Regions from separate parts of the Homo sapiens genome. Here regions 2, 3, 4, 5, 6 and 7 are each linked to region 1. Evidence: chromatin loops called from intact Hi-C (ENCODE). Cell type or tissue: IMR-90. All regions are shown on one strand. Region 1 holds the start of LRATD1 (LRAT domain containing 1). Region 2 has its middle 410 kb from the start of LRATD1. Region 3 has its middle 200 kb from the start of LRATD1. Region 4 has its middle 27 kb from the start of LINC00276. Region 5 has its middle 120 kb from the start of LRATD1. Region 6 has its middle 15 kb from the start of DDX1. Region 7 overlaps LOC105373436 (a long non-coding RNA gene).

Region 1 (4,000 bases):
GTCGGCGCGGCGGTGGGAAAGCAGAGCCGAGCCGGGACTGTCCAGTGGGAGCAGGCGCCCCGGCCAGCGCAGACCTGGAGGCGCACGGGCGCCGCACCGCACGATTCGGCTCGGGGTAGAGCGGAGCCGCAGCCCCACGCGCAGCCCAGGACCCACTCGCCACCGCCGCTTCCTCAGCACCCATGGGGACCAGGAGACTTTAAAGGAGTTTGGGGTTTCGGGAGCAGGGAAATCACGGGTAGGGAGAAGCGGCTTTCTTTGCCTTGGAAACGGTTTTTCTTCATCCGATTGTTTGGATCCTGTGCTGGGTAGGAGGGAGAGGGGTCTTTGGGCTAAAAGTGAACCTCTCTACACACACACGCTCCCACCCACACCCACACACATACACTGCACTGGCTTTCTCCATCCTTCCCCTGCCTCTTTGTTAGGTTATTTTAGACAGAGCAGCCTCGCCCTGGCGCAGTCCCATTGGCCCTGATGGGGACAAGGCAAGAGAAGTAAGGGGCAGAGTGCACCTGCCTGTGAGGGCAGGTGTGCCCGGGTGCTTGGGCGTACGTGCAACGGCGAGCGTGCAAGCGTGGAGCTGAAATTGTGTACGAATGTGTGGGGTCTAAGTGTGCCAGTGTGTCGTCGCGAAGGTTTGTCATTGTGGGTGTATGTGACATACACCAGTATACCAGGCTGCCAGTGTCTGGACTCCCAAGTGTCCAAAATGTTGCTGGTGTCAAGTGAATGCCTGAGAATGTGTCTGATTGTCATTGTGCGAGCCGCTGTAAGGGGAGGAAGGCAACCTAGTGCAAAACTGGGAGGTGGGCTGGAGAGGGTGGGGACAGAAATGGGAGCTTGCTCCCAGCTCACTGGCCTTAGGCTCCCTTCTCCCTTTCAGCCCACCCCTCGGTCCTTCCTGGGTGTCCGTCTCCCACACTGCCACAGCCAGCACTCTCCTCCCCACCGGGACCCCGCAAGCTCTCCAGCCAGCCTGGGTGTTTTCTTCTGGGAGTTGGACCGAGTTCCCGGAAGGGGTCGGAGGCTGTGTGGTGGCGTCTGCTCTCGCCTGACCTGTGGCGGCTTCTCCGCCCCTCGTACCCCTGGGGAGGCACGGAGGACTCGGCTGGAAAGGGTGACTCCGGTGAGGGCACGTAAGCTAGCCGGCAGGTCCCAGGGGCACTGCACGTCTTGGGGAGGGACACCGAAAGGGGCAGCCCGGACTCTGACGGTGTCTCTGCCTCTCTGTGCCTCCGCAGATCCCCGCTCCTGGCCCTCGCCTCGCCACCTCATTGATGGGCAACCAACTGGACCGCATCACCCACCTCAACTACAGCGAGTTGCCCACAGGGGACCCGTCGGGGATTGAAAAGGACGAACTGCGGGTCGGGGTTGCCTACTTCTTCTCGGATGATGAGGAAGACCTGGACGAACGCGGGCAGCCCGACAAGTTTGGCGTGAAGGCCCCCCCGGGTTGCACCCCCTGCCCGGAGAGCCCCAGCCGCCACCACCACCACCTGCTGCACCAGCTGGTCCTCAACGAGACTCAGTTTTCCGCCTTTCGGGGCCAGGAATGCATCTTTTCCAAAGTGAGCGGTGGCCCTCAGGGCGCCGACCTAAGCGTCTACGCGGTCACCGCGCTGCCAGCGCTCTGCGAACCCGGCGACCTGCTGGAGCTGCTGTGGCTGCAGCCCGCGCCGGAGCCGCCCGCGCCCGCCCCGCACTGGGCCGTCTACGTGGGCGGCGGGCAGATCATCCACCTGCACCAAGGCGAGATCCGCCAGGACAGCCTGTATGAGGCGGGCGCGGCCAACGTGGGCCGGGTGGTGAATAGCTGGTACCGCTACCGCCCGCTGGTGGCCGAGCTGGTGGTGCAGAACGCCTGCGGCCACCTGGGCCTCAAGAGCGAGGAGATCTGCTGGACGAACTCGGAGAGCTTCGCCGCCTGGTGCCGCTTTGGCAAGCGGGAGTTCAAGGCGGGAGGGGAGGTGCCGGCAGGCACGCAGCCCCCGCAGCAGCAGTACTATCTCAAGGTGCACCTGGGAGAGAACAAGGTCCACACCGCCAGGTTTCACAGCCTGGAAGACCTCATCCGCGAGAAGCGCCGTATCGACGCCAGCGGCCGCCTGCGAGTGCTCCAGGAGCTCGCCGACCTCGTGGACGACAAGGAGTAGCCGCCTAGGGGCTGCCGGCCCCTCTGCCTCCCCCGCACCTCGCTCCCTTCCCTTCCCCGCACCCGGACTTCGCAGTCAGCGGTTCTCAACCTCTGCCCCGCCCCGCCACGCGCGTCCGCCGCCGGTGGCCCGGGCCCGGGCTGCACCCCCGCATCCCCAAGCCAGCGGCAGGAAGTCTCAGGAACTGCCCCAGGGCCGAAAGGGCGCCGCTGCGAGCGCCTGGCTGACAGCCACAGCGGTGGTGACGGTGCTGGGAGACCCCGCGTGCGCTTTCCCCTTGAGATGTAAACCGGGAACGGGGAAGGGGCTGAGGGGAGAAAGGACATGGCCTTCCCCGCGAGTCCATGGCCAGTGACTGTGGCCCGACTCGAAAACAACCCTCTTCTCAAAAGGGACCATCACCGCCCCGAGCGTGCGCACACAGACCGGTCGGAGGCGAGAACTGGTCTCTACAGGGCACAGTTCAGCTCCTCTGTGGATGCGTCCCCAGATCGCAGGATTTCCAAGAAATCGAGCCTGTCCCTTGTGCACTTGGGAATAATTCCCCAAGACAGCACTTCGGGATTCCGGGTTATCCTGAGGCTGCCCGGGACTTTTCCAGCTCTCCAGCCCCAGGTCTCCTGACATTGTGTTCCAGGCTGCGGGCTAAGCCAGACAGTGTTTGCCTCCGGTTCTTTCCACCGTGGGAAGCGAACGCCACCCCCACCCGCCTTTGCCTGCGAGTCTCCCTCGCTGGCAGAAGGGAAGCCGGCCCGGTCCCGGGAGGAAGATGGCGCTGCGAATTCGGTGAGGACAGCCGGCCCCGCCCCCGACAAGGAGCTCGCTCGTTCACCTGGTGTCTGGGAACTTGAATGTGTGAAGGGCGCTTATTGTTCTGAACCCTTGATTGCTCCCTCCTCGGGCTGCATTTCAAAAATAGTCATATTTTTAAAGGAGTTGGAGGAGAGGGAGGGGGAGGACATGGCACCATTCCAGAAACCAGCATTGTTACAACACCATAGCCAGTATATTTAGTTTGGCTTTTCCTAACATAGAAATCTTCAAAGCTGGGGAAGTGGAAATAAAGTTTTAAAAATGAGAGAGCAGTTTTCCAACTATGTCAACAAAGCCTATCGTGTTGATGTTTTTATTGACCATTTTAGCAACAGGCTAATAAAATTTCAAATTGAAATTTTTATTTTCATGGCTTTAATCCATGATAGTTTAAATACTGGGGGCCATTAAGAGTGGATGTAGCTAAGAGCTTAGCTAACATTGCCTTTTCACTCTATTTTTCTCAGATATTGTAAGCATTCTGTTTTTCAATATTGTAGTTAATTTTTTGGCTTTCAACAGCAGCCCTAGTAATGGTGGAGTTGTTAATTAATGTGTATATTGTACTGAATTTCTGTCAGTTAAGGGGTTCACTGCTTTGGTGGAAATTGGTGGAAATTGCTAGCAGGTTCCACGATGTTTATTTTTTTCTCCATGTTGTATATCATTACCATTTCACATACGCGTTTCTATTTTTCTTCCTCTCCTCCTGATCTCCTTAAAAATGAATCTAGAGTTGGTGGCTTTTTCCCCCTCCTCTTTGGCCAGTTCCACAGTTCAGTTCTTCCTGAAAACAGGGATGATGAACTTGTAGGATCAGGACAAATGTGTGTTTTTCAAAAACTTAAGGCTGGGTGTGAAACACCTTCTGTGGACAAGGATTTGTAAACTTCTCTCCTCCCTCCAGCTGCGGCCCCAGCCTAACTGATAGTTACTTGATTCAGTGTGCTAGACACTTAAATAGCATCTATGTCTCTTTCAAGGGAATTTGTCAAATAATGCTGTTTAGCTAATTGTTGCAAGCAATT
Region 2 (4,000 bases), 410 kb after region 1:
ACCCTTGCCCTTGGTCCAGGAGGTGGCCTTCACAGGGGCTGCTCTCCTTCAGACTTTGCTACCCATAAATCCCAGTGCTCGCACTTGTCCCTAAGTCATTCCGTGACAGTTAATCCAAAGGCCCCATCGTACATTGCCTAATCCCTGATGGTTGAGGTTATCTCTGCCTTCCTGTGCGGTAAAATCAGTTTACTTTTTTCCTCTTTCATCAGTTTGTTTGCATTGAGCTACTGCCTAATTAAACTTTCCTCTCCAGCTTCATCCCCTCAAATCTAACCTACACATCACTGGCAGATTAAATTCACCAAAGCTCAACTGTGATCACATCAGCCCCTACCCACAATCCTTCAATAGGAGCTCCCCTTTGCACAAGGTTACTCTCTATTCCAATATTCACATCACTCTTCATTCAAGCCAGACGGAGCTACCTTGTGTCCCCTGAGGAGAGAGCACATCTCACCACTATTGGGAGTTTTGGTCCACATTTATGGAGGCAGGGAGAGCTGAGTCCCATGGGGGAGGCTCAAGGACCACCTCAGGAATAGAAGAAGTGAGCCAGTATCCATGAGAACATCTGAGGTCTCTCTCCCAAGGGAGTCGGTAGCCACAGACCAGGGCCAACAACTGCAAATTCTGAGATTCAGGAGCATTTTGTTCACCCACATCTGTTCTCTACATTTGTGTCTTTTTCCAGAAAAACCATTACAAGAGAAACAGCTGCAGGGTGGGAGTGCCTGAAGGATGAAGTGGCAGGATCCCATTCTGTAGCATGTGGAGGAGTCCCCAAGGGGGAGAGTGGCAACTGAAAGGGAAACAAACCAGGCCAAATGCCTGGGGAGGGCCGGCAGGAAAAGTCAGCCAGGGACAGACAAATGGTCCTGTGGCTCAGATGTGGGGCAGGCTATCCAGTGCTGGGAATTATCTCAGGACAGCAGTAAGTACTCTTTGTACACCAGTTGAAAAAGCAAACAGATACTGAACAAGTGAAGAAATCTTCCGCCACTCTACCCGGCAGCTGTCCAGTGCTTGTTTCCATAGCATCTGGGCCTCTGCACCATCTGCACTGTGAGAAACGTTAGCCACCTTGCTTCCAAGGGCTCTGCCGGCTTTGGTGTTCTATTTTTTTCTTTTCTTTTTTTCCCTTTTCTCTACTACATGGAAATAAGGCCTGGGAGGATGGGGCCATTTTCAGGCTTGAGAGCACACGTTCCCAAGTAGGCTTTGGAGCAGACTTCGTCTTAGCGAGTCAAAGTGAAGTGAGAAATGAAGGTGATACGTGTTTGTGCTTCACATGTTCCTCTATTTGCTTTCAACATGGACAATATTTAATAGCACATGCAGCTTCTAAATCCTCCTGATATTTCTGGAACTGAGGATTGCTGGAGGCCTCATGTAAAAACGGAGTCCAAATTGGTTTCTTTTGTAAGAAAGGCAATGGCAAGGAAGGAGGCAAACCTAGGTGGCCAGTGGCCTTTCCCCTCCGTTCTTCTCTGCCTGTAAGTGCGTAATTGCCATCCTCAGAGCAAGAAATGCAAAGAGATGTCAAGGGTAGTTTGAACCCCAAAAGTGACAACGTCATGTGCTGGCTTGGAGCTAAGCATTGGGCAGTAATGACCATAATTTAGTCTGGTTTCTACTTATTATTACAGAGGCTGTTAACTGTAACAGAAGAATGAAAATTGCTGGGAGAAGGAAGTAGAGAAACAAAATCGATCCAGGAAATTGGAAAATAAGTGAAATGAACAACAATCAGGCTAAAATAACTACCAGGAAAGGAGAGAGAAGAAAGGGCACACCAAGGGCTTAGGTAGAAATTCACAGGAAGCCCATTGGCGAGGTCTTCTTTGCATCTCTTCTGAGGGATGACCCAGACTGAAACTAGCATATTCCCTGTGTGTTCTCAATGAGAGATGAGGATGGCAGGGCTGTGAAGACACTCTGCCCCCTTTCTTAGAGGAGAAATCATTCACTGCCAGGTCCAAGGGAAGATAGACACCCAAAAGAGCCCTGGCTGCCTGCCTAACAGGACTCAAATCCATAAATGGAGAGATTCTGGAATCTTCACACACCAATTAATAACTAAATTTGGCAAAACCACAGCCCATGACTTAAACCAGAAAGCAGCAGTCTTTTGCAGTAAAAGGCCAGCTAGTATATATTTCAGACTTCGGTCTGATGCAATGACTTTGCATGGTTCCTGATGCAACGACTTGACTCTGCCTTGTAGTAAGAAGGCAGCCATACACAACAACATTAACAAGCGGCTGTGGCTGCCAGCCAGTAAAACTTGCTTTACAAAAACAGGCAGTAGGTCACATTTGGTTCATGAGCCATAGTTCTCCAACCCCCGATTTACATAATAATAACAAATCCTACTTAACGGCACTTTACCATTTACACAGCACCCTTCCTCGCTTAGTCACTGGGTCATCTCTGTAATCTGTGAGGAGGCAGAGTAGGAGTCACTAGACTCATCTGACAGATGAGGAATTGGAGGTTACACAAGGTCACACAGCCTGTGGGCACCAAAAACCGGGACATTGCCTCCCTGTGCGTCTTGGACCCCTGCACGTTTAGCTTGGCTCCTAGTCCTGCTGCCTCCACCTTCCAAGGATCTCAGGCTGAGCTGTGCCACTTCCATTATCCCTGTCTCTGTCCTAGCCCATCTTGTCTTTCATAGGAAATTTCTAACAGTCAGGTTTGAGCATGTCACATTTCTGCTAAAAGCCCATCCATATCCATCCATGACCTGCAAGCTAAGGTCCAACCATCTTGGCCAGGACACAGGACTGTCCTGGCTCTGGCATCTGCCTGACTCTTCGCCCCTTGCTGTGATTTCCTAAACCTCAGTAATTTTAAACAGCATCACATGCCTCCAAGTGCTATGGTAAGCCTGAGCCTTTGCCTTCACTTGCTGTGCCAGAAAGTCTAATCCTGCCCTCTCCCCCTTAATCACACCAGGATTTCTTTGCTAAGGAGGCCTTGAAGGTTTAAGGGATTAAAATGTTCCCAGCAATTAGAAAACCTGGGTTCTAAGTCTAGCTCTGCCAGGAACCAGTGGGCCTCTACCAGTGAGCCCACCCTCAGCACTCAACTCAGCATCTCACCTTGGAGGGTGCCTTCTGACTCATCCCCACACTAGCCTGCCAGGGCTCCCGGGGATTGTAAAAAGCCCTGCTCTGTCTGTTGCCTGAAAACTTGATGCATTCGGGCAGAGATCCTCTTAGTAACCTTTCTATTCCCAAGCACATGGGCCAGTACCTGGTACAGAGCAGACGAATAATGAATGCTGATTGACTGGATGGATAAATGAATGAATCAATGAATGAAGTTCATAGAAGAGAAAACAAATTTTCACATGGACTTTTACTAATAAAGGGTTAGGCTGAACAGAGAGAAAACTTAAAAACTTTTTTTTTTTTGCTTAAATATACAATTTAGACAATTCCCCAGTTGTGCTTCCAATTACTTAGATTCTAAATGACAGAATTTGCATTCTGTAAGACTACCTGCTAATATGCTGATGCTGCCTGATTTGCAGGTAAGTAGCAGGGAAAGGTCTTTGCATGGCTGAGTTCTCTCACATTGATAAAGAATCAGCGACAGCTGACTTGACAATGAACTCCCAGCTCAGAAACCCCCCGGTCCAATTATTTCAGCTATACTCAAGCCTATTGACATTACACACACAGAAGAATGAACAGCAAAACCTATTAATGAGGTTTTTCATAAGATAGAAAAATAAACACAATCTGCAGGAAAGCATACTGACAAGGGGCTCAGCAGAGTATAGAATTAAGATTTCACAAAACAACTAGAATGTCAGGGTTCTTTCCTAGAGTGGCCATGGAACATGAGGAGACTCTATGAGTTGAAACTCCAAAGTCTTTGACCTGACTCAGATCTCTGCAAGTCACTTAGATAAGACTCTGTTTTCTCCTCTGCATAATGGGGGTTATAATCTATGCTCTGCTCACCTCACAGAATGGTTGTGAGGGTT
Region 3 (4,000 bases), 200 kb after region 1:
ACTCATGATTAACCCCTGGAGTTGGAGATACATTTGCCCTCCCCTGGGTCAGTAAACACCCAGAAAAAATTGGTTTTGCAAGTTAGGAAGAAGAGCAGCATTGTTGGATGTTGCACAAACCGAATAAATATCCATCAAAAGTCCTAATATCTACATCTTAAAAAATTGTAGGATAACCCACCAGGTTTGCGAACGACTGTCCTAAACTCAGGGTTGGCTGCTGGAGCATTTGTTGCCTTCGTGTAAATGAGTAGAAGAAACCCCTCCTGGAACCAGAGCCTTGTGAGCGTGCAGCTGTGAGTAGAGGGCAGCTTTGCATGAATGAAAAACAAAGCCCCTTCCAATCCATCCCCAAATCAGGGATGAGGGTTTGTGCCTGCTTGTTGAGCAGAGCAAGGGCTAAGGTTTAGTTTTTCAACTCTCCTCCCCACTGTGTCCAGTGGTGTGCTGATAACTGTCTGACAGCCAGCTCCTTGATTTACACAGTTTGCCCATTTCTGTGGTATAAATATTGCCACCATGGCCAATTTTAAGCTACTGAGTTCATATCACTGAATGTGGAGCTGGGAAGTGAGGCTCATAATCAGCTCTCACAAGAGGTATAAGCCAGCCCCAGGACACCATTGCCCACGGCCTGGAAGCCACCATGTGAAGACCACAGCCTGCAAAGCCAACTACAGTAGCCCTACCTGAAATCATGCTTTGTGCCACATGGGGAAAACTACCAAAATAAAACCTATTATAAAATTGGTGAGTCGTTTCTGTTTTGTTTTTTTCAAAATGAGTCCTAAACACAAACTCTAAAAATAATTGCATTTCAAACATCATGCCTTTAAATCGTCATTTCAGAACTCTCATCTTATTTGAAATTATACAACATTTGAAAGCTAATAATGGACAGAAACTTCCTGTTTTAAGTAACTCAATGATCATTACTATAATTTATTACTCATTCGTGGGGATAAAATAATATATTAAAAAAGTAGAATCCAGAAAAGGCTAAGTAAGGAATGGAAATAATGTCAAAGAAAACTATTATATCTTTGAATTGTGTTGAAGCACAAAATTTATTTTAGAAAATTTCTATTCCTGACACTACTTAATAATGCAGGGGAAGGCTAAGCAATATATTACATAGTCATGCAATTTTTCTTTGCCTCAGATGCTTACTTTGTATTGTTTTATATAAATGTTGGAATGCTCCTTCTTTAAATTATTATTTGCATGGAGACCAAAATCAAGGAAGCTAGTGCAGCCTAGTGGTTAGAAGCATCATTTCTTATGTAAAGCTGCTTTCGATGAAGCCCTAGCTCTACTACCCGCCAATAGTATAATCCTGTTCCCAGTCACTTCACTTCTCTTAACTCTAGTACCCTCATGGGTAACATGAAGATAATACCAATGCTTATATCGTAGGGCTTAAAAGAAGTGTAAGTGAAATAATAATTCATATCTGTGCTCCACATCATGCCTGGTGCATTGTAGATACTCCATAGACATTAGACATGAAATAGTCACATGGGGACAGACCTGGAATCAAAAGCCTGTAAACTTCTTTCTAGCCAATCAGTCAATGACTCATGACAGCTACACTTTAGGCATCACTCAGAGTGAAGGAAATCAGGAAGTGCTAGTGATCGAGTAGTCTGGGTCAGGCCTAGAATGAGAGATCTGCTATTGTTTTATTTCAAGGTCATGGCTGTGTGTTTTCACCTATGTATTTCTTCCTCCTCTTTCCCCCACCCTCCACCCTTCTCTAATTCCCAGAGGGTTTGTATCACCTGCACCCCAGGCTCTCATGGTGTATTCAGTCACCCATTTAGAACTTAAACAGAGAAGGAGCACCTGGCTAAATAGCAAAAGGACAGACCCCTATGTATGTTTGCTTTTTATTTGTTTTACTTTGTTGGTACAAGTGTTTTTTGTTTGTTTGTTTTTATGTTTGTTCTTTTCTCACAAAGACCAGGTAGAGCAGGCTGAGTAAGGAATGGGAAGAAGTAGAAGGTGAACTTAGGTAGGGAAGGATGACAGACAGTCCTTGATCCAATAGTGGGAGAAAGAAGTATCTTCCATTATAAAATTCAGGGATCTGTGAGCAGGCTGACTCAGAGCTATGCTTCACCCACTAAGAACCACTCCTCCTACTCTCTGTGCCATCGCTCCACCATTTATGGACAACACCCTTTCAATGATCCCAGCCTCCTGGGATACTCTACCAGAGGGAAAGTGGATAGGCAGCCTCTGAGGGGATAGCCACTACTGAAATAGGACTGCCTAGAACCAGCTGGGAAGTTTTCTGTGAGTCATGACTGTGGCGAATACATCTCCCGTTACATGCATATTATTGCATGGATTCTACACTAGGGTTTCTCGACCTTGGCATTGTTCACATTTTGACTTTGTTGTTTGGAGCTGTTTTGTGCTTTGTGGTAGCTTCTGCTCCCCATTTGTGACAAGCAAAACTGTTTCTGGATGTTGCCAAATGTCCCATGGAAGGCAAAATTGTTCCAGGTGAGAACCACTGTTCTATACCATAACCTCGTTGGATAGTTATGACTCCCATGGCACAGAAGAAGAGACTGAAATGCAGGTATTCAGAAGGTTGCCCAAGGTCCCAGAACTAGTGAATAGCAGACATTGTCTAAAGCACGTATTTCTTTACCATTCTGCCTCTTGTTTTGAGGCTTCAAAGTCTATCTCAGAATCTTTAAGACTGTAGGAACTTCATAAACATTTGTTAAATTAATCAAAAATTAGTGAACACAATAACCCTCCACATTAATTCTCTAGCCTCTAGCTCTCCATCAAAGTAAATAAGCAGAAAGTTAAGGCTTAGTAACAGGACCCACTGAGATTGAAAGCAGTCATATGCAGCCAAGTCCATACCGATACATAATGGACTCCCACTTGCCAGGGCAGGGTTGGGGGGTTCCAAGTTACATGAGGTTATTCTGAAACTATAGATAACGGATCAGAGATCACATGTGACAGATCTTGGACAATGTGTATAAATTTCTCTGAGACTCATCTAGAAATATTTCTCATCTATAAAGTATTCCTACCTCATGCTGTTATAGTGAGGACTAGAAATATGTTAGGTAAAGTATCTGTGACAGAGCCTGGTACATACGTGATCAATAAGTAAAAACTCTTACTGTCATTATTATCACTATTCATTTCATAAACAGTCTGTATATCTGTACCAGATAAATCAAAGAACAGTAGGATACTGTCTCCTTATTCCTTATATAAGCTAAGATTCTGAATCATTTATGTGCGTATTACAATTCTTAAGAATAAGAAAAAGCCTTGGACTGGGAGGTAGGAGACCTGGATTCTAGTCCTGACCCTAATTAGCTATATGACTTTGAATATGTCAACTGACCCCCGAGACTGTTTCATCATCTGAAACAGTATTTACAAGATTAAGCTACACGATATCTCAAATTTTTTCTAAATCACTTGTTCTTTGAAATGTGAATGCAAAATGATCATCTGCTATTTTCTAGACCTTTGTTCTTTGAATCCACATATATGAAGGACTATTTTCTGCAATATTACAAGAACAGTCTCCTCAAAGCCATTTCAGTGAATTACTACAGAATTCAGATTAGAGCTGTAAAAATCAATAATCAAGTCACCAAACATATAAGTTAGCGATCATGACTTGATTATATCTCTGCATGGCAAATAACTTGGATTTAAATATTTATGATTTTGCAGCCAGTTTAGGAATCTGGTCTTTCTGTCATGTATTGAATAAAAATAATCAATGGAAAATAATAGCTCCCATCAAGTTGTAGTCAAAATGAATGTTGAATAGCCTAACTGCAGACACAGCAGACTTATTTAAAAAATCAATCTTCCAACATAAAGCCGAAATTTATAAATACTGAACAACCCCATCTTTGCTGTGGAATCACATTTATATAATGCTGTGTAACACATCTGCCTCTGCACCTATGTTTGTGGCATTGTCTCCATTTTGAGTGCTCTCTCA
Region 4 (4,000 bases), 210 kb before region 1:
TTTGGGGTCAAAACCTTGGGAATGAAGGGTGGTAGAGAGAACTAGAATACCATTTGACCCAGCCATCCCATTACTGGGTATATACCCAAAGGATTATAAGTCATGCTGCTATAAAGACACATGCACATGTATGTTTATTGAGGCACTATTCACAATAGCAAAGACTTGGAACCAACCCAAATGTCCAACAATGATAGACTGGATTAAGAAAATGCGGCACATATACACCATGGAATACTATGCAGCCATAAAAAAGGATGAGTTCATGTCCTTTGTAGGGACATGGATGAAGCTGGAAACCATCATTCTCAGCAAACTATCGCAAGGACAAAAAACCAAACACCGCATGTTCTCACTCATAGGTGGGAATTGAACAATGAGAACACATGGACACAGGAAGGGGAACATCACACACTGGGGCCTGTTGTGGGGTGGGGGGAGGAGGGATAGCATTGGGAGATATACCTAATGTTAAATGATGAGTTAATGGGTGCAGCACACAAACATGGCACATGTATACATATGTGACAAACCTGCACGTTGTGCACATGTACCCTAAAACTTAAAGTATAATAAAAAAAAAAAGAAAAGAAAACCTTAAATAAGTTTAGAGGATCTCAAAGCTGAGAAAGTTTCTCTCTCCTTGGGCTATGGCCTGCAAATATCACAAACCACTTAGCTACTGGGTAGAGCAGCAACAGCTACAGGAAGACCTGAAGAAACTATCTTTGAGTCTCCTGCAGTGCCAACTGTCACAGGGGAGCATCTGAAAGTGTCTGAAGTGCAAGCAGATGAGAAGAGCCCTCCAGGTTGGAATAGGAAGGAGACAGAGTATGTTACAACTGGAGACCATGGTGAATCAGGCCAGCAGACAATATAGCTCTCTCAGGAGCAGGGCTGATGATCAAGACCTGGCAGGATGAGACACAGCTCAGTAGTGGTCTGCAAAAATACACAATGGGCTGGGACTACATGCCCACCTCCCATCCTACCCTGTCCCCACTCCAGGCCAAGAGCTTCCAAACCCTGATACTGCCACAGGAAAAAGAAGGAAGCGGGAGGAACTGAGATAAATGGGTTTGATGAAGTAGTTACTTAAATGAGATTAGATTTTGGAAAATTTACCTTAACTTGTGAGATTTAGTTTTCTGCACCGGAAAAAAAAAAAGGGTGGATCATGAGCCAAGCTGAATCAGATATTGAGAAATATAAAGATATTCTTTGTGTACTCTGAACTTCACGTTCAGTTTTAAAGATAAATACATTGAAGACAGGGCTGGAGGGTGTGCCTCTGAATTTAAATACAGTTTGGGATGAAACTAGATCTCCACTCTTGATTTTAATTACTATCTTAAACCAAAAGGGATAATTTCCAGAATCACCATGGAATGGTTTGGAGCATTTAAAGAAGGAAGCATTTTGCCAATACATTTCCTTTGGATGTGATGAATCCTGCACTGCCACAGCCAAGTTGTGTGAATAAAGCCAAAACCAAAATCTCTAAATAATGTGTTCCTTTCCTTAATCCCCATCTATTTGGACACACGTCTATGTGCATTCAAATTGGCATCAGAATACTTGCAAGGCTTTACTCTCATTTGAAACAGTTGAGATATACTACCTAGATACACAGGCAGCATACTATGGCCATTTAGCAAGAAGGCTTTAGAGTTAGCTTGACAGGGGCCAAATCCTCAGTCTATAATTTATTAGATTTGTAATCTTAGGCAAATTCTTTAAATTCAGTGTGCCCCAGTTTCCCTTTTTTATAAAGTAAAAATAATTGTAGTATTTATCTCATGAGTTGTCATAAATCTCAAGCCAACATTTATATACATGGGCATGTATAAAGGAGTGAGTTCTCCATCATTTCAAATATTCAAGTTTAGGCTGGACAGCCACATGGTGGGGGTGTTGCATTGGACTGAATAACTGCTGAGATCCTTTCCAAATATGACTATCCTTTAGAAAAGAAGGTCCAGTGCCAAAGAACAAAATTCACTTTGAGATAAACCCAACTGATGGCTCTCATTTTGAAAAGGAGGCCAAAGACACACAAACTATTTCAAACTAAGATAGAAATAGGCCAAGTCGCCTTGCTGTTGACTCAGCAGCCAGAGAATCACGGAGAGTATGCTGGAGTTAAAGTCAGGAGAACTGGGCTGGAGTCCCAGTGCTGCTCTTGGCTGTGTGGTCATGGGTTAGTTAGGTAATGGATGTGGTTTGCAGTTTCTTCATTTCTAAAATGGGTGTACAAGTTTTTTTTTTATTATTTTCCCTCAAAAAGTATTCATGAAGATTAAATGAGCCAATGTAAAATTGCTTTGAAAATGGTAAATCACAGTATAAATACAGGTATTATCATTTGAAGAGCTCAAATTACACTACATTACACTATACATCATTAGTTCTGAAAATAACATACATAACCTCAAACCCTGGCTGAGAATAAGCTATTACTTTAAATATCATGTTGGGTATAGAAGCTGAAAAAACTGCCACTTTGTAGATTCCTGCATATTTTCTCAACTACTCAAGAGTGGAGACTTTAATTTACCTTTAAGGCAGGTAATGACTTTATTTTGGGGAAAAACAGAAAACACAGAACCATGCCATATATTTATGCAATATAAGTTAGGTCTTACTTGCTGTTTTTAGGAAGCCAGAGGTCATCTTCCACCTGAATACTGATGTCTTAGACCCAGAACTTCTCTGTTTCTCCTCTATAAAAATGAGATGTATCTTTTATCAAAGATTTTCTCTACAGATTTTCACTCAAATATTTATGGAACCTCCTCTCTATGCCAGGAGAGTTAGAGTGTTAAAAAGTCTGACCTACTCCTAATGGTGTTCACCAGTTACTACAGGAGACAGAAAAAATAAGCAACAATTACACAAATAATTAATGATGATAAATGTATGAAGGACAATGAGTCAGTGAAAAGTACTATGAGGATCTGTAAGAAGAGGACCGATAAATGTGGAGTTAGGATGAATTTAAGTGAGGAAAGAATATTTAACCTGAGTCTGGAAAGATAAACAGAACTGACCCAGCTGGGAGACACCAGGTGAAAGCAGAATATTCTGGGAAATATTTTTTATTGTCTCTGTGAAAATGAATGTTATTTTGTCTGGGTTTAGACTATGGCGTCTATAAATAATTTCTTATTCTTAGAGGGTTTTGTATGTTCTTTTCTGGGTAGATGGTATCAGGAGTAGCACACTGAGATGGAAAGGACTTTAGTAAGGTGAAGGCTATTACACCATAATTTTTCTCTTATCCTGGAAAAGGTGCTGTGAAAAGAATAAGATGAGGCTCAATATTGACTGGACATGAGACACTTCATATGTGGCATTGTGGAGTGTAGTCTTGTTAGGTTGATTATATTAATAGCTTCACTTGGTGCCTGTCCAAAGGCAAGATTACTCTCTAAGACTGGATTTTTATCTTAAGTAAGAGGACAATTCAATTGTATCATCTTGTGAAAAGGCTGATGCTGGGACAGGAAATGAAGACTCGCATTTTGCACCTTTAACTAGAGTGTAGTCTGGCTTTAAACTTGGACTTAAAATTACGATGACCAGATGTGACTGTTTTGAGTTGTTCTCTGTGATGTACTGTCCTTCTTCTCCAAACTTTCAATATACTTCTTACTAAAATGCAAAGCCTGACCTCAGCTGTGCACCTTGAATCAATGGAAATTTCTCTTCCATACTTGGGAAGGTGTGTGGACAGGAGGAGAGTCAGCCTCTGGGGCCTAGAGCAGTGGCAAGAGCAGCATCACCCCCAGGAGCCAAGTGTGCCCAGCAACACAGTGATCATGCATCAGTCCAAACATAGTGACAATGTTGAAATTTGCCTGAGCCCTGAGCTCCTGTAAAACAGGGGTCCCCAACCCCCAGGCCATGGACTGGTACCAGTCTTTGGCCTGTTAGGAACTGGTCTGCACAGCAGAAAGTGAGCAGTGGGCGAGTGAGGATTACCACCTGAGCTCAGCCT
Region 5 (4,000 bases), 120 kb after region 1:
ATGAGAAGACATGGAGGAAACAAAAATACACGTTACTAAGTGAAAGAAGTCAATCTGAAAAGGCTGCGTACTATATAATTCCAACTGCAACATTCTGGAAGAGGCAAAACTATGGAGACAGTAAAAAGATCAGTGGTTGCCAGATTTGTGGGGAGAGATAAACAGGTGAAGCATAGGAAATTTGTAGAGCAGTGAAAATACTCTGTATGATACTATACTGTAGATACATGTCATTATATGTTTGTCTAAACCCACAGAACATTAACATTAACATGAACCCTGATGTAAACTATGAACTGTAGGTAATAATGGTGTGACAGTGTAGGTCCATCCATTGCAACAAAAGTGCACACTGGTGGGGGTTGTTGATAGCTGGGGAGGCTGTACATGTGTAGAGGCAGAGAGTGTGTGGGAAATCTCTGCACCTTCCACCTAATTTTGCTGTGAGCCTAAAACTGCTCTGAAAAATAAAGTCCATTAAAACAAAAACAGAAACATAAAACAGCTCTCCAGGCATACAGGTTTGAGAACCACATCCTGAGTCGTTTTACATATATAAACTCGAATACTCAAGATCAGTCTGAAAAGTGTTTATTATTCAATTTTATAAGTAAGGAAAGCCAAGCTTTAAAAGGTTAAATAACTTGCCCAAGATCACACAACTAGTGATTGGAAAAGTGAGACTCAAACTCAAGCCTACCTTTTACCAAGCCCATGCGCCTTCTCCTGGGCTGCTTCAGGCAAGGGAAAAAAATCTCCCAGTGTCACAGTGAGGCAGTTCTTGTACTCAGAAGAGGCCATGGAAAATTTTTGCTTAAGAAAAGGGAAAACAGCTCCTGTTATGTGGCTGGAGGTGGGTGGAAAGCATCTAAACAATTTTCAGAACATGATAACTCTGTTTCATGCTTCAGCAGGATAAAAATGGCTGGGCAGAAATTTACCAAACTTTTAGCAGAAAAAAAAAAATCACCTTTGGGCTCAGAACTAGTCTGATAAATTCCAGCCTAAAGGGTGAGTCAAAGAATGCTGAAATGTGCTGAGACAGACTTACGAAAAAAGACTCTGCAATGATAACTATGGCAAAGCCAGTGCTGTCGGACAAGTAGCCTGGTCTCAGAGGTCAGATTGGCCAGAAGAAAAATTAAAAGCTCCCTCCAGCTTTCGGTTTCTATGTATACACTGTTAACTGGCCTTGTCTGGGAAGAAGTTTGTCTCCTTTGCTTACTGAGTCCTACAGGAAACAAAAGTGGGCCTGGTGGGACTTGTTTGTCAGAAAGAATACTAAATGCCTTAGTAGACATTTTAAAATGAAGAGCAGTTTCTTTTTGCCTTTGTGTCCTCATAGCTGAGCTCCCACATATCAGTAAGAACACACAATGTTTGGTTTTCCATTCCTGAGTTACCTCACTTAGAATAATAGTCTCCAATCTCATCTAGGTCATTGCAAATTCTGTTAATCTATTCCTTTTTATGGCTGAGTGGTATTCCATCATATATACATACCACAGTTTCTTTATCCACTCAGTCATTGATTGATGGGCATTTGTTGTTAACTAGCAACCCAGGAAGCCATAAGTTTTCAAAGTACATTCAAATTCTTTGAAATTAGAAATACTACTGTCTTTACCAAACTTTGGAAACTGGGTGCTGAGAACAAAGTGGTACGTTTGCTTTTTCGTACATGACATTATGTAGTAGGATGGTACACAAGCATTTTTTTTTTCTTGGTAACCAGAGGAATGTCAACGAAGTCTATTTTAATGAGTGAACAATCTCATCTTGACTGACTGACTCATCTGCTGGTTGCAACATGTCCACACATCCCACAAGACCTCTGAAAACACTGAGTGAGTCAGGGAGGATGCAGAAGCTCCAATGTGAGGGTGTCTGCAGCTGCCTGGGAACAGCAGCCAGGGCAGAAGGAATGGACACCACCCCCGACCCCATCCTCATATGCCACTGAAGGGCTCCTGAAGAGTTCAGATGGTTGGCCTCAGAGATTGTGCTCAGGGTGTATGGATTTGCTGGGGCTGCTGAAACAAAGCACCATACCCTGGGAGGCTTTCAAAGCAGAAACCTGTCTCGCAGTTCTGGAGGCGGGAAGCCTGAGATCAAGATGTCTGCAGCTCATTTCCTCCTGAGGCTGTGAGAAAGCCTCTGCCACAGGCCTCTCCCCTCATCCCGCAGGCCTCTCCCCTCACCGTGGTCACGGCGGTCTTTGGCATCACTGGCTTCTGCTCTAACACCATGATGACTGCCTTGGTCTTTACAAAGCATTGTCCCTGAGTGCATGCCTGTCTCCAAATTTCCTATTTCTGGGGACACCAGTCATGCTGAGTTAAATCTAGTGTGACCGTAAACTAACTTTCCTAATTATATCTGCAAAGACCCTATTTCCAAACAAGGTCACATCTGACGTTCTGGGGGTTAGAAGAACTTCAACATAAGAATTTGGAGGGTACACAATTCAATCCCATAACCAACTGGGACTGTCCTTTCAACCAATTCCCCAGGTGATCATGTCAACCTGGTTAGATAACCACTATCTTAGAGTAGAAGCCTCACCCTTTGGTAAACTCATCTCCATCACAGAAAGAAATTAAAACACATGCACACACAAAACATATGCCTTTTGTTCCCCTTACTCCTCTCTTACCACCCAAATAACTCAGTTTTGCTTTGCTCAACTTACTTTCTTAGACCAAAAGAGAAAGAAAAGAAGATTGGGGGTTGAGGTGTTTACAGAAGGCGATTATGAAGGGGGAACATATTCAGGAGGGCATCCAAACCCATCTCTGCTGGCTCCCCACTGTGGCTGCAGTAAGATCCAGAGATCACAGTCCCCAAGAGGGGATTTTATATTGGATAATGTTCAAGGTCTGTGAAAGTTTGTTCTTGTCCCTAAAGATGTTTGCTATTCCAAACATCAAATAAAATTGAACACCCATATATAACATGTTTTCCTCTGTGAGAAATCCAAAGAAATGGCACCTGCTCCTACAGCCACTTGACGTACATTTAATTTTCTTGGGAAAGGGCACAGCCAAAACCAAAATACTTAACGTGTGCATGTAAAACAGCATGGAAGTGCTATGAACTTGATGACCAATGAGGAGGAAAAGGAGACAATTTACAACTCTTATTAAGAGCATCATAAATGTTTGCTCCAAACAAAAATCAGAACCTTTTTTACAAGTTAAAGGTAAGTTTCTAGCCAAGAAAAAAAATACATGAATATCTACAAACTGAGGAGTTCTCTACACACTCTGTATGTTACAAACATTTGTGTTTTGTCTAAAAGAGGTAGTTACATATGTGGGGGGTGGATAGTGCTACGCAGAATTCTGGGTCGTGAACAATCCAGGCTACACATAAGCCAGAGTGATCTTTGAAAATGCAAATCAAATCATGTTGCCTTCCTGGTCAGCAACTGTGAAGTGTTTCAATTCCACTAGGAATGAAGTCCAAAGCCCTTGCCAAACCTGGACCTGACTAATTGACTACCTTCCACCCCATGGGATTAGGATAAGGAGGGAAGCTGCAGAAGTACACCTATAAGAGAACAACAGCAGAGGCAAGGGGGCTCTTCTCAATTGATTATAAGAATCCTCACAATAGAAGAGTACACCATCATTGCAAAAGGAGTCCAGCAAATGCCTCTTCAAGGGAGACTGCCATGCTTTTCCCACTTCACTCACCAAAGCCAGGATTGGGGTAAGGCAAGAGAGATGCCTAGGGTGTAAAATTTAAGGAGATGCTCTCAGAGTCCTGCAAGTGCTTCTGTAGATTTCGCATGCTAGGTGCCTCTCTTGCCTTACCCTAGCCCCAGCCCGAACCCCATCAAGCATAATAGAGATGCTATAGTTAATTACATTTGATTTAGATCAGCTGCCCTACCACACACCCAGCTGGCTTCTGACGTAGCCTGAGCCAGCCTCTGTAAAGGGAACAGAGATGACTCAGGACCAGAGTTTGAACTGACAAGCTTATGATCTGACAA
Region 6 (4,000 bases), 940 kb after region 1:
GAAAATCTTTAAAAACTTTCCTGGCCAGGCACAGTGGCTCATACCTGTAACCCCAGCACTTTGGGAGGCCGAGGCAGGTGGATCACCTGAGGTCAGGAGTTCGAGACCAGCCTGGCCAACATGGCGAAACCCCATCTCTACTAAATATACAAAAATTAGCTGGGCGTGGTGGCAGGTGCCTGTAATCCCAGCTACTAGGGAGGCTGAGGCAGGGAGAACTGCTTGAACCCAGGAGGTGGAGGTTGTGGTGAGCTGAGAGCACGACACTGCACTCCAGCCTGGGTGACAGAGCGAGACTCCATCTCAAAAACAAAACAAAACAAAACTGTTTCCTGGCCGAGACAAGATGGGAGGTTGGTCATGCCTCAGTGTGTCCCCTTCCTCACTAACCACTACTTAAGAGTTAAACAGAAACCAGCCCTGGAAAGCAAAGAACAGAAAACTTCTCCACTGACATCAACTTCAACCAGTTGCTTGGTGTCTCAGCCAGACTCTCCTCCCTTTTCAAGATTTTGACATGACAGCTGACCAAAGCACCCCTTCCATTGAAGGAATGACCGTCCACCATGGAAGGGTTCTGGCCAGTTTACACAGACTGTGCACAAAGCAGCTTCATGTCCTACATTTCCTTTTGACATATGGAGTCTAATATTACTGCATTTTAATGATACATCTCCACTGCAAAGTCAACATGGGATGTATGTAACATATATGTTTGCTTATCACACTCATGTGTGATCCCCCTTTCATTAATATTCCTAACTCCTATAACCTGTCAAATATGTATGTTCAGCCAACCCATTTAGCATAAAACTCCTGTCTACCCTTCCTCCCTCAAAGTTCCAGCTTTTTTTTTTTTTTTTTTGAGACAGGGTCTCACTGTGTCACCCAGGCTGGAGCGCAGTGGCACCATCATGGCTCAATGCAGCCTCGACCTCCTGAGCTCAAGTGGTTCTCCTGAGTAGCTGGAACTACAGGCACACACCACCACACCCAGCTAATTTTTGTTTTTGTTTTGTTTTGTTTTGTTTTTTTGGTGGAGACAGGGTCTCACCATGTTGCCCATGCTGAGCAAATTCGTGGGCTCAAGCAATCCACGTGCCTTGGCCTCCCAAAGTGCTGAGAGTACAGGCATGAGCCACCGTACCCAGCCTAAAGTGCAGGCTTTGATCTCAGCCAGAGGCTCCACTTCCCAGCCTGAAGGTTGCAAGCAATCATAAGAAATAAAGTTTTCCATTCCAAATGTATAGAGCTTAAGACTTTAAGTGGACATAATTAATTTAAGCCAGTTCCAAGGGCCTGACTGCCCTTGCACACTGACTGAAAGGGAAGTCCCTGTCTCTCTAGGGCTGAATTTTGGACTGGGAGACACAAACTGAGATGTCCCTGTGGACACCGCTGTCACTGTAGTCTTCCAGTTCTTTTGTGCTAGTACCCACAGCTAAGGGAGAAAGTTTCTCTCTTTCTCCTGATTGAAACCATTCCCTTCACCCATCGTAATTCCTTCTTTCTTCTCTGAAGCTGGGCTTAATCTTGGGCATCCTTGTGCAGATTCCCTCTTTACTAGCGATGTCCCCTCAGCCTGTGAACACACTCAAGTTTCTCTCATGACTAAAAAAACTGGCCAGGCATGATGCCTCATGCCTGTAATCCCAGCACTTTTGAAGTCCAAGGCAGGTGGATTGTTGAGCCCAGGAGTTCAAGGCCAGCCTAGGCAACATGGCAAAGCCCCGTCTCTACAGAAAAATACAAAAACATTAGCTGGGTGTGGTGGCACGTACCTGTGATTCCAGCTACATGTGAGGCTGAGGTAGGAGGCTCACTTGTACCCAGGAGGTAAAGACTGCAGTCATCTAAGATTGTGCCACTGTACTCCAGCCTGGGCAACGGAGCAAGACTGTCTCAAAAATAAAAAATAAAAAAATGAAGCCATCCCTTGACCCCCACATCCATCCTGCATTTCCATCTAGTTTATTTTCACCTCATCCAAACTTCTTACAACAGGAGTCTATGCTCACTAGTAGTCTCTTCTCATTTAGCCCTTAACCTACTATAACCTGGGTTCTAATTACTCCACTAACGTGTCCAACATATAATGCTAATCATCCCATAAATTTCCAGAATGTCTATACTCTTGGTTTCTGTAATAACAGACTCTTCGAATTGTCCTTATAGTTCTGACTTTACTTGCATCCTCTAGGGCCTTCTCCCTGTTCTCTGCACCACACTGCCCCCTAGTGCTTGGGTTCTCTACACCTTGTTACTACAACAGTGCTGCTCAGACCAGTGGCTTTGGCATCACGAGGAGCTTGTTAGGGATGTATCTCAGGCCCGTCCCAGACCTGCTGAGTCCATATCTGCATTTTAACAGAATCCCCAGGTGATGTTCATGCACAGCAAAGGGTGAGAAGCAGCTCCACGACTCAGTCCTCACTCCCTGCTCTTCTCTTTTCTGGGTGAGCTCATCAATTCCCAGGGTCACTACCTATTTGTTGAGGTTTCTCAAATCTCTATCTCAACCCAAAGTACTTCCTCCAGGTTTCAGTCTCACATAGCAGACTACTTGCTGGCCATGATATTCACACAGAACTCAACAGACCCGTGCCTACCAACCAGCTGCCCCTCCTGTAATCTATTTTTCCCAGCTGATGCTAATATCACTCACCCAGTTATCCATACTGAAACCTGCGCATTGCACTAACGCCTTTCTTCCTCTCATTACTCTCCCTTCACTCTCCCCCTCTACCCCCATTAAATTCAACAAGTCATCAAATCCTGGCATGTTAATGGTATTTCTCTTACCTGTCCTCTCCTGCCTGACACAATTTCTTTGTCCTCATTCAAGTTTCAATTACATCTTATATATACTGCTGCAATAACAGCCTTGTAATTGTGCCTACACAGATATGTTCTTCACACAATCACCAGGAAGAGTTTTATAAAATGGAAATACGATCATCTCACTGTCTTGCTTAATATCTGTCCCACCCACCACAGTGGTTCTCAAATCATGGTCCCTGGACCAGGAGTATTAGCATGGTACTCACAAGTTGCCTGGGAACCTGTGAGAACTGCAAATGATGGGTCTAGCCCCAGATCTCTGAATCAGAAAGTCTAAGGAGGAGGTTCCTACATCCTGTTTTAACAAGCTCCAGGTGATTCTGGTGCACACTGAAGGCTGAGGCCCGCTGACCTCCCAGAGTAAACCTTGATCAGCAAACATTTCCCCCGATACAGCTCAGGTCCAAACTCTTTAGCATTATTTCTGTCTACTTTTCAATTTTGAACTTGACATGTGAGGAATGGAGGAATATTTTTTATTTCTATGTATGGTAACCAATCTTCAAAATGACACCCCTGCCCCATTCCCCAGCCTCCTAGTGTCCATGCACTTATGCAGTGCCTTCCACATTGAACAGGGCTGGCCTGTGTAACCAGCAGGATAGTGTGGAAATGATGGTGTGAGACTTCAGAGGTTACAGCAACCTCTCTCTTGAATCAGTTGCTGGGGGTAGACACCTGCCATGAGTGACGACACTCAAGAACCCCATGGAGAGGTCCAGGTGCTGAAAAACTGAGGTCTTCTGTCAGCCAGCACTAACTCACCAGGTGCATGAGGGAGCCTGCTCACAAGTGGATCCTTCAGCCCTGGTTGACATCTTGACTGCAGCCTCATGAGAGATTCTAAGCCAAAACCATCGTAATAAGTCATTCCTGGATTTCTGACCCACAGAAACAATGTAAGATAATCAATATTTTTGTTTTAAGCCACTAAGTTCTGGTGTGGTTGTAATGCAGCATTGGATGATTAATACATCAGGGTACACCATCCTGTTTCTTGCCACTGTGTAAGTCTCCATGCTGTCCCCTCTACCTGAAAAGCTTCCCCTCCTTTCTTCCCCCATAAGCCCCTCTTCATCTAATTAAATTCAATCCACCTTTTAATATTCATCTGAGATATTATCTTCTCCAAAATCCCTTCTCTGACCCTTCCAGACTG
Region 7 (4,000 bases), 1.4 Mb before region 1:
TAAGCCTGTAATCCCAGAACTTTGGGAGGCTAAGTTGGGCAGATCACTTGAAGTCAGGGGTTCGAGAGACCAACTTGAGCAACATGGTGAGACCCTGTCTCTACTATTAAAAAAAAAAGAAAAATTAGCCTGGCCTGGTGACACATGCCTGCAGTCCCAGCTACTGGGAAGCTGAGACAAGAGAATCAGTTGAACCCAGGAGGTAGAGGTTGCAGTGAGTCAAGATCACAGCACTGCACTCCAGCCTGGGCAACAGAGTGAGACTCCACCTCAAAAAAAAAAAAAAATCCACTACACTCGATGAACAGATAAAAGAGTGTAATTTTGTGAGTGTGCATTTGTGCAAATGTGTGTCGGGGTGGAGTAGGTTGTTTTGAATTCCCTCTTTTATTTCAGCTGATTTTTGAAATTATTTTTTATTTACAGAACTCCAGGAATAAACTATATAATTAAAATTATAAAAAGAACAAGTCTTAAAATAAAAGTATTCTTAAAGCCTGAGCTTTCCTGCTTGTCTAAAGCCATTATTTTCTCTGACTTTCTGATCTTTTCAATCTTTCAATGTGTATTTCCCCCCACTAAAAACTGCTTTTTCCTATAATATTTCTCTTTCTCCCAAATCCATCCTTAATCCTTTGCTCTTCTAATGTTTGTTATTCTTTTAGATTTCAGCACAGGCGTCACTTTTTCAGGATTTTCTGAACTAATAAAATGTTCTTTATTAAACATTCTCATACATATATATTTCATGTTCTGGCATTTACCACAGTTCTATCTTTACACTTATAATTATTTATTTATGTTTATTTCCTAAAACATTAGCTTCATGTGGGAACTCACCATGTTTTCCCTACTCCAAGACTAATGTCTTGCACAAAGGGTACAGTAATCCCTCCTTATCCTTGGATATATGCTCCAAGACACCCAGTGGATGCCAGAATAGTACCATAAATAGTATTGAACCCTATATGCACTATGCTTTTCCCCGTACATACTTATGATAAAGTTTAATATGTAAATTAGGCACAATAAGAGATCAACAATAACTAGTAACAAAATGGAATAATTACAACATATTATTATAACAATTACGTGACTATGGTGTATCTTTCTCTCTCTCATAATATCTTCTTTTACTGTACAGCAGTAACTGAAACCCTGAAAAACAAAACCCTTGATAAGCAGAGACTGCCGTACTATTTTTAATCACTTGCTGAATAAATAAATAAAAACACATGTTATAATTACCTAAATGTTTCTTTGCTAAATTAATAGTTTTTTCTGAATTGAAATTCTTGTTTTATTTGGTTTGTATATATTTAGTGAAGGAGTAGATAGGTAGTGTTAAATTAAATGTGGCCTAATGCCTCTTCTCTTGAATCAATTTGTAGCAAACTGCAGCCTAATTTTAAGAATATAATCTTGTAACAAGTAGCTGTGTCTCAGTCGCTTACATGAGATAAGCTTCAGCCAATCACAGGCTGCCAACTGCTCAGGCCATGTCCATATAAGGCAAATGCCTCATCACACCCTGCATAAAGAAAGTCAACACTCAGCTGCAACCAACCACACAAGCTATATACGTATATGCTTCCTTGTTTCGTTTATAAATACTGCCTTCCCATGCGCTGGGGGGAGCTGTCTGAACCTCTCATGGTTCTTTGTGCTGTTTGATTCATAAATTTGCTAAAATAGGCTTTGCTAAATTTATTTTGTCTAAAGCCTTTCTTTTAACAGTAGATATAACTGTACACAAAATACAGTAGTTTATTTTCTCAACTTTAATATTTTTCTGTGCTAAAAGTTATCAATATTTCTAGTCAATAATAAAAAAGTTATGCTATTGGATATTCAATATCCAATGTGTATGCAAGTTATGAATACACTTAAATGCATCTTATTTGAACTTACACATTTTTATGGCATATATATATATATAGTATGCACCACGAAATATAGTAATCATATGCCCTTTTATTTTGTTCATTTAGATAACGAAATACTTTAATAAAAAATAACCTATGACATCTTTACAGAATTCCTATGGAATTGTTTGGACAGGAGAATATATTCATTTTCAAAAAGAGGCTAGTGATGCTCAGGACGATTAAGTAACTAGCCAAAGGTTATGCAGCTTCTAAAAACAAAATGCTTTTTCAGAAAGTGTGGGTACAATTGAACTCTTTTTAGTTCTGTCAAATTTCTCTCTTTATCATGTACCTGTAGTTTCAGATGCATTAGTGGCTACTTTGGCTTTCATGCCTAGAGGAGCATCATCTGTTGCAGGCAGGATGGGTAGAGGGTCCAGCAGCCTCTTGTCTTCCTGCCTGATTCTTCAGTATTTATCTGCCAAATCGAATTACCACAAGAGGGCACAATGACCTATGAAACATTCTCTCCCTATGCTTTCTGTTTCAAATTGATTCAAAATAGGAGAGATGGAGAAAAAAAGAAAAGGCAAAGAATACTTTTAAGTAATTAATTTCTAACTATTTTTTAATCCTGGCATTGTAGGCATGCTGATCAGAAATTTAAAGAACTTCTACTCATTAGGCTAGACAAACATATGTCCTGCACTGATTTGACATATCTAGAAAGATTCATCATAAACACATTTATTAATGAACATTTTATGAACTTTTACACGCCGAAGATGCTTTCATGTAGTTACCACGAAGGTCTACGTTTGGCTTAGAGGAAGCACAACTGAAATATTCTTTCCTTTTTTTTCAGTCCCATACACACTCTGGTGTCAAGCTCAGTACTCCTATTTACTGGGAGTCCTTCCTTAATGGTATCAGACCTACGAATTACTTTTTCCTCTTCATGGGCATTAAAAAATCTCATTATTTGCCTTTTTTCTCACTCATATGTTGAGTCAATTTTAGGTGTTAAATTCTGCACTGGGATGGGGATGATGCAACTTTCAGACAATGGCTTGGATGAACTCAAAGACTAGCAGAGAGGAGAGAAAAGTAATCTTTATACAAAGAAGGAGGACTTATTCGTGATTCTTATTTTACAGATGAGATAACTCCCTCATGAGTTTAAGTAATTCCTCAAAACCACACCAATGACAATTTGACTTTAAAACCCATGATTTTTTTTCTTCCAACACTCTGATAAGGTCATGGATTTTTAATTTGCTTTCAGCCTTTTGAGGATCGTCACAGATCCTCAAGTAGTTTGCATTAAATGCAACAGAAGTGTATCAACAACTAATTTGTATACATTATTATTTGATTTAATTTTCGGTACATTAAATATTTTGAGAAATGCCATTATGATAAGTAACAAATTCACTTTTACTCTTGATGTGAGATGGAACTATATATAGAATTACTGAGAAACAAAAAATTTGCAAATTTATTTATGCAAAACAACATCATTGACCGAAATTCAGAAAGTATTTTTAGTTATTTACTCTTTGTGATGAACTGTGCTATGAGAGCTAAATAGAGAATAGATTAAATGAATGTGGTGATCAACCACTAGGAAGACTTCACAGACGATGTTCTTTCTGATAGAAAGTTTTTAAGGCTTTGGAAGAAACTCTTCTGTAAAGAGAGTTAAGACAATTCCAAGGAGCAAACTTGGTATGAGAAATGACATCCAGATGAGGACTTAAAATGAGTAATGATATATTTGTGCAATTTACAATAACTGGTAGTTAGATTAATTTACAAAATAGGCAAGTACTTGAAAATAATGATTATTCATCAAATATTTGTTTTTACCTAAATATTATTAGATAACATATAAATAATAAAAAAACAACTTCGCTTGTCTCAAGAAAATTTATATACATAAAATATAAACATATGTACTATGATAGTATGAAAATATAGTTTTAACCAACTTCTTCATATACATATCTACATTAGATTTCAGGAAAGAAATAAGTTACAATGAAATTAAAATAAAATAATGTATCTGAATAGTAAATAATAGGTCAAGATACAAAGTTGTTTGAAACATTTGTAGGACAAGACCTTTAAAA

The links. A loop is a pair of places that touch in the nucleus more often than their neighbours do. Peaks named below come from ENCODE experiments on the same cell type or tissue, not always from the same donor. Only the 100,000 strongest peaks of a DNase experiment are listed, where the experiment ranks them.
Region 2: it touches region 1 in a loop (4-fold over the local background); 3 of 110 quality-filtered maps call a loop at or near these places.
Region 3: a loop joins it to region 1, with 4 times the contacts of the local background. A loop is called at or near these places in 5 of 110 quality-filtered maps.
Region 4: a loop joins it to region 1, with 2.7 times the contacts of the local background. A loop is called at or near these places in 14 of 110 quality-filtered maps.
Region 5: it touches region 1 in a loop (2.1-fold over the local background); 2 of 110 quality-filtered maps call a loop at or near these places.
Region 6: it touches region 1 in a loop (8-fold over the local background); 16 of 110 quality-filtered maps call a loop at or near these places.
Region 7: it touches region 1 in a loop (6-fold over the local background); 4 of 110 quality-filtered maps call a loop at or near these places.

What each region holds. Positions count from the first base shown.
Region 1 is chr2:14,632,700-14,636,699 of GRCh38, forward strand. It overlaps LRATD1 (LRAT domain containing 1), which reads left to right and starts at 18. Exons shown (of 2, transcript NM_145175.4): 1 at 18-238; 2 at 1,245-4,000. The coding sequence starts at 1,281. The coding sequence ends at 2,159. In IMR-90, a CTCF peak has its summit at 1,867 (motif pointing left); no DNase peak of the experiment used is centred here; H3K4me3 peaks cover 1,728 bases; H3K27me3 peaks cover 1,926 bases.
Region 2 is chr2:15,040,721-15,044,720 of GRCh38, forward strand. It overlaps a transcript of NBAS not described here. Among named protein-coding and RNA genes, the nearest start is that of LRATD1, 410 kb to the left of the region's middle. RefSeq lists enhancers at 1,954-2,454, 2,455-2,955 and silencers at 2,331-2,531, 3,005-3,299. In IMR-90, no CTCF peak of the experiment used is centred here; DNase peaks (open chromatin) are centred at 981 and 2,291; H3K27ac peaks cover 2,341 bases.
Region 3 is chr2:14,830,392-14,834,391 of GRCh38, forward strand. It overlaps a transcript of NBAS not described here. Among named protein-coding and RNA genes, the nearest start is that of LRATD1, 200 kb to the left of the region's middle. In IMR-90, no CTCF peak of the experiment used is centred here; no DNase peak of the experiment used is centred here.
Region 4 is chr2:14,426,234-14,430,233 of GRCh38, forward strand. No RefSeq gene overlaps it. Among named protein-coding and RNA genes, the nearest start is that of LINC00276, 27 kb to the left of the region's middle. In IMR-90, a CTCF peak has its summit at 1,915; no DNase peak of the experiment used is centred here.
Region 5 is chr2:14,755,327-14,759,326 of GRCh38, forward strand. No RefSeq gene overlaps it. Among named protein-coding and RNA genes, the nearest start is that of LRATD1, 120 kb to the left of the region's middle. In IMR-90, no CTCF peak of the experiment used is centred here; a DNase peak (open chromatin) is centred at 1,805; H3K27ac peaks cover 485 bases.
Region 6 is chr2:15,575,046-15,579,045 of GRCh38, forward strand. No RefSeq gene overlaps it. Among named protein-coding and RNA genes, the nearest start is that of DDX1, 15 kb to the right of the region's middle. In IMR-90, a CTCF peak has its summit at 2,233 (motif pointing left); a DNase peak (open chromatin) is centred at 2,256.
Region 7 is chr2:13,191,753-13,195,752 of GRCh38, forward strand. The region is part of intron 1 of LOC105373436 (a long non-coding RNA gene); the gene reads left to right. The region is part of intron 1 of LOC105373484 (a long non-coding RNA gene); the gene reads left to right. Among named protein-coding and RNA genes, the nearest start is that of MIR3125, 460 kb to the left of the region's middle. In IMR-90, a CTCF peak has its summit at 2,373 (motif pointing right); no DNase peak of the experiment used is centred here.